Regions from separate parts of the Homo sapiens genome. Here region 1 is linked to region 2. A link is a contact called in ENCODE Hi-C or POLR2A ChIA-PET data. All regions are on one chromosome and are shown on one strand. The core of a region is the stretch at or near the end of the contact, and the rest is flanking DNA. Distances in the headings are between cores, read along the strand shown. Region 1 overlaps SLC25A26 (solute carrier family 25 member 26). Region 2 holds the start of SLC25A26 (solute carrier family 25 member 26).

Region 1 (2,700 bases), core at 6-2,505, 130 kb before region 2:
GGCTGGGGAGGCCTCACAATTATGGCAGAAGGCAAGGAGGAGCAAGTCACATTTTATGTGGATGGCGGCAGGCAGAGAGAGACCTTGTGCAGGCAAACTCTTGTTTTTTAAAGCTATCAGATCTTGTGAGACTCATTCACTGTCATGAGAACAGTGCTGGAAAGATCTGCCCCCATAATTCAATCCCCTCCCACTGGGTTCCTCCCCGACACCAGATTCTCCCAGTCTCATGAAATGGTATAACTGCAGACCCTGAGCACTGAGCCTCTTCTAATTCTTGTTTATATTACTAAAAGTATCAGAGAAATTTGTTGTGGGTAGGGTGGTGGTAGACATTTTAACTACTATTAAAACAAGAATCAACAAGAAAAAATGCTATTTATTCTTGAACTTGAAAACATAGCTTTTATGTAGTACTGCACGTTTAAAATACTTATAAAACATAAAAGAGAGATCTAAGTAATTATTATATACATTGAACTATTGATATAAGTGAAGTGATAATGCATTGGTCCCTGATTTCTATGACAAAGCTATGATTTCATCTTAGAAAAGTATTAGCATAATGTTGCTGTCTTACAAAACCAAACTGATTTTATTTTCATTTTGCTTTAAATACTGCTTAGCTTAAAGATTACATCTCATCTAGCTATTGCTTTGTAACACCCTGTAGCTGTAAGCAAAACCACTCGGACCTGACAGTATTCTTAACAGTTCTCCACACTGCAATATAAACTGATGTCTCACACTAAGAAAATAGAAAAAAAAAAAAATGCATTCTCACAGGAAATTTTATCATATCCTTTCATAATATGCTTACTTTTGACTTAAAGCTTGATAAGAAAAGATCTGTATGGTTAAAAAGGGAAAACTCTTTATAGCTGTGAACATACCTTTAAAAGAATGTACAAATAAAACAGTTAACGTAGATACAGTTATCCAACTTTGCATTCAACTTGAAAAAGAATGCTAACCTTCAAACAATTAGCAAATAGTTACATAAACACCTGCTGTGTAAAAGACAGAACCATAAAGAATAAACAGAAGACATAGTTTCTTCCTCCAGTAAGCACCGTCCTGTGGGGAGTTAAACACAAGCACGTGGAAAATTCGGTTCTGGCTGAACTCATTAACTGTGAACTTATCTGTGCTCTCCAGGGTTGGTCTCTGAGAACTGACTCAAGTGAGCACAGTTTAATCCTTGCCCAAGCTCAGCAGATTCAACGGATACTGGGGAGAGGTGGTCTAAGAAATATGCTGGCCAGGCTTTCCTAAGCTACATGTCATCATTAAGGAATCAATGCAATTTACAGAAATGCCTTCAATGAGCTGACTAAATATGACCTCAACTTTTTATCAACTTTTGAGTATACGACAATACAAAAACGTTATGAAACACATCATGTGCGGTGTGCATAATTACATGTAACGTGATTAAGAATATCAAGTCTGGAGTTAGATCTGAACCTGAGTTCAAATCCTGGCTGTACTCCTTAGTACTCCCATGGCCTTGGGCAAGGCGTTCAAACTCTCCTTCCATTTTCACATCTACAGAACAAAGACCAGGCCAGCACCTACTTCACAGGACTGTCATGAAGATGAACAGGAGATGTGTGGGAAGTGTTACTACAGTGCCTGGCACACTGTAGCTTTGAAAAATGTTGGCTGTTCTTGCTTTTATTATGGTTGTTATCATCACTAAAAAATCACCTGGTAACCTGAGTCACCTGTCTGCTACGCAGCACACAGTAAAAGGTGCTCAGGCAACTAGGTGAAAGACAACCTTATTGAGCCCTGCTTCCCTGGTTTTAAGGTGGGGATAACAACAAGGCCCACCTCTCTGGGTTGTCTGTGGTGTGAAGAAGACAGTAACAAATGCATCGTGCTTAACCCAGAGCCTGGCACACAGTGTCTGCTCATCACACCACTGATGTCGTAAATAATTATTCCAATGATGTAAGTGCATAACTAAATAAACTAATTTATTAAAATACCAGTACGGAAATAAATAGGTGTTATGATTACAGAGGAGGGAGGAGGGGAAAGTCCTACTTTGGAGAGGGGTAGACCGGGAACGTCTCTCTGAGGTGACATGTGATCTAAGGCCTGAGTAATGGGGAAAGAGGAGACATGAGAGAGGTATGGGGAAGGGGGATGGAGAGAGGCCTAGGGAAAGAGCTGGAATGAATGCTCCATGGGGTCAGTTGTGTCAGTCCTCTTCATCACTGTATCCCCAGACCCTGGAAAATGCCTGGCACGTAATAGACACTCGGTAATGACATATACACTATTTATATATTTCAAAACATCATGCTGCACACCTTAAATATACAGATATTATTTGTCAATTTTCAAAAATATGAAAAAAATCAAAATTAAAAAAATTATCACACATAAAAAATGATGTATATAGAATGAAGGAAGAAAGAATATTTCTAGCAGGGAGATCTACAAATGTAAAGGCCTTGGTACATCTCAAAAAAAAAAACAAAAAACAAAAAACAAAAAACGAGGGGAGGCGCTAGGCAGCAGCACAGTCAGCGCAACGTGGCCGGGCACAGCGGGTGAGTGGCACGGGATAAGGCTGAGGCAGACAGAGGCCAGATTACAGAGTGCCTTGCCAGCCAGAGCTTAAGCTCTGGGTTTATTTTTCTTTTAACGAGATGCCACTGACAGGTTTTAGCAAGGAATAGTATGGTC
Region 2 (2,797 bases), core at 33-2,532:
CGTGAACCCGAGAGGTGGAGCCTGCAGTGAGCCGAGATGGCGCCACCACACTCCAGCCTGGGCGAAGAGTGAGACTCCTTCTCAAAAAAAAAAAAAAAAATCAGTAACATTATTTCTTTATATTTCTAAGACCTACCTTATACAAGTTTCAACAAATCTAGATTTAAAGCTATCATCCTACAAGTCTGGCTAAGACATCCCTACTTCCATATATTCCCCTAACACCCTGAACCTAGCCCACCTGTTATTTATCCCAACAGTCATTTTACTATTTTGTCTCTAACACCTGACCCTTAGGAGCAGGTCTATCTTGTTCACCATGTTATCCTCAACACCTGCAACACCAAAATTCGATAATTAAGTGACTAAATCACTGTGGGCCTCCATTTTCCCTATGAAAATCATTTTAAAAATTATTTGTCTGTCTCTGCCCATTCCACACAATGAAAACGTAGGCAGCCAAACTCTGTTTTGTTAACTGCTGTATCTAGTATCCTCTACCAGACGCTCCAAAATATTTGGTAAAGGACTTTTTTTTCTGTTAATTCATGTTGATTCTCGTAGTTTTCTGCTACGGAATTAAATACTAAGCCTGTTTATTGACTCCGCAGCGTTCCCGATGAGCTATGTGTGCTCACCAATATTTCTCCAAAGCCTAGGCTTGGAGCAGAAATAGCAGATTATGTATTGAATGAACAGAAGGACATGTCATTTTCTAAGACTGAAAAGAGATGCAGCAAAATGAGAAACGTAGTATTGAATAGAAGGGCTGGGAGCGATGTGAGTAAGGTTTTTGTTGTTGTGTTACATACATTTCTTTAATTCCCAAGATCTCTAGAGTAGTTACACTATTTAATGAAAGAGTAGTTAACAGTGTATAATAGAAGCTCTTTTTTAAGTAAATGAGGGTGCAAAAGACAATGACTCACCTTCCTTCCCCCACCTGGCTCTTATGACCTGGCAGTACAGACATAGCCTTAACACCTGGCCCGCCGGTGGCCTGGGAGCCTCGTGCTCCCTCTCAGACCTGGCTGCCAGTAACCCGAGGACAGTCCAGCCCGCAAAACCGGAAGAAAACCAGTGCAGAGAACGCCCGCGGGCTCCAATGCCGGACGCCGGCACTCTGAGCAACCCACCCCACCGCCCCGCACTCACCACCAGCGCTGCCACGAACCCCGGCCGGTCCATGGTCGCTCAGACCTCGTCAAGGCTACAATCCAAGCCGGAGCAGAAGCGGATCACGTCCTCGCGCGCTGGGCGCCGCCATGTTTGAGGCGGGTCTGTCTTGAACTTCCGGGACCACGTGACGTAGAACCACAACAACTGCACGTGCAACGCGAGACACCTGGGCCTAGGGGAGGGCCAGAGAGGAGGGGCGGGGCCTCGGGGAGTGTGGTGGAGCTAAGTCTCGGCAAATCCCTTACCTCGGTTTCCTGCAGCAGCGTTGTGTGCAGCTAGACGGAGGAACTTTCGCGAGCAAAAGATCCGTGGCCGAGATCCAGGAGAGAGCAGCGGTAGAATGAGGCCGGCGTGATTCTGAACTGTAAACCCAGAAGAGGCGTGGCTGTGGCGGAGGGAGGAGTCGTGAGGGGTAGTACTAACCTCGGGAGGCGCGATTCGGGATCCTAATCGGATATTTCATTTTGGTTTATCTCTTAGTTTTGTCAAAAAATTTTATCTGAGTTTATATTAAATTAACTCATTATCAGAAGATTATTAAATAAAGATATAGAAAAATACATCAGAAGTTTCCTGACCGGAGTTAAAAATTAGCATCCTCCATTTCTCTTTACAGAGTTACTGCATTTAAAATTATTTGTTTGTTCAGTTATTTACCTGCTCATGTTGTTCGCTGTTGTACTCATGTGTACACCTCAAAGCACACGTTATTAAGTACTTAATAACATTTCTTGGAGTGGACCTGTCTTTATTAAACAAACAAATACCTTGTAAACTTCTGTATATATTAAGGGCCAACTACATCTCAGACGTGGTGCTAAGTGATTGACAGACATTTTTTCATTTAATCCTTTCACCAACCCTATGATGTCAGCAACACTAGTGTCCTCATTTTACAGAGGCTCCTGATGCTCCAACAAGTAACCGACTCAATGTGGCTACAGAGAACACAGCAGAGCAAGCACTGAAAATATACTTAATGCCCTCATCATCTTTCCTCAAAACCGTTATAATAACCTGAGCAGGCTCCTTGCCTGGCCTTTCTTCAATCCCTATTCTATAACACTGCTAGAATTATTCTTATAATTATTCTTATTCTCTTCTAGGTAAAATGATCTAGAAATGATACGCAGAATAGCTTTAGGTGTTAGATGGAATTCAAATTCTATCACCTGCTGGGTTTGGGGATAAGTTTTCCAAGATTAAGTTTTCTCCCCTGTAAAGTGGCGATAATGATAGTCACTTTGTCATGCGGTACTATTATATTAATAGATTAAATGAGATAATGCACTCAAGTTCTTAGCCTAGTTCCTGGCTCATAGAAAGTACTCTCTAAAGGTGATGGTAATGTTATTTCCCTGCTTACAACTCCCCTCTGCTGCCAATGGAGACAGTCCAGCTCCCTAGCATGGTATACACCTCTCAGCTGGTGTCTCCTGTCACTCTTCCCACTAGCCGGACTACACACAGACAGACTATACACTTCCAAGCCTCCTAATTTTGCCCATGTTGTTCTCTCTACCCAGAATACCTTTCCCTAAGCTGCCTGTAGGCCCTCTCAAAACATGCTAGTTCACTTTGTCAATGCCAGCAGAAGAATCTCTGTTGCTGCTATTAA

What was found. A loop is a pair of places that touch in the nucleus more often than their neighbours do. ChIA-PET counts read pairs that join two places held with the same protein, here RNA polymerase II (POLR2A). Pooled maps may share reads with other maps.
Region 1: a loop to region 2 is called in a pooled map, with 2.2 times the contacts of the local background. The contact joins the enhancer-like site here to the promoter of SLC25A26 in region 2. A Hi-C loop is called at or near these places in 2 of 50 pooled maps. POLR2A ChIA-PET finds 5 or more read pairs at or near these places in 2 of 52 experiments (OCI-LY7 and common myeloid progenitor, CD34-positive).

Annotation. Positions count from the first base shown.
Region 1 is chr3:66,352,231-66,354,930 of GRCh38, reverse strand. The region is part of intron 6 of SLC25A26 (solute carrier family 25 member 26); the gene reads right to left. Among named protein-coding and RNA genes, the nearest start is that of SLC25A26, 130 kb to the right of the region's middle. Within about 2 kb of position 1,255, at least 3 of the 41 ENCODE cell types and tissues checked have a DNase peak (open chromatin) inside an H3K27ac peak, as active enhancers do.
Region 2 is chr3:66,219,486-66,222,282 of GRCh38, reverse strand. It overlaps SLC25A26 (solute carrier family 25 member 26), which reads right to left and starts at 1,282. Exons shown (of 10, transcript NM_001379210.1): 1 at 1,156-1,282. The coding sequence starts at 1,188. RefSeq lists enhancers at 659-1,158, 1,280-1,339, 1,510-1,669.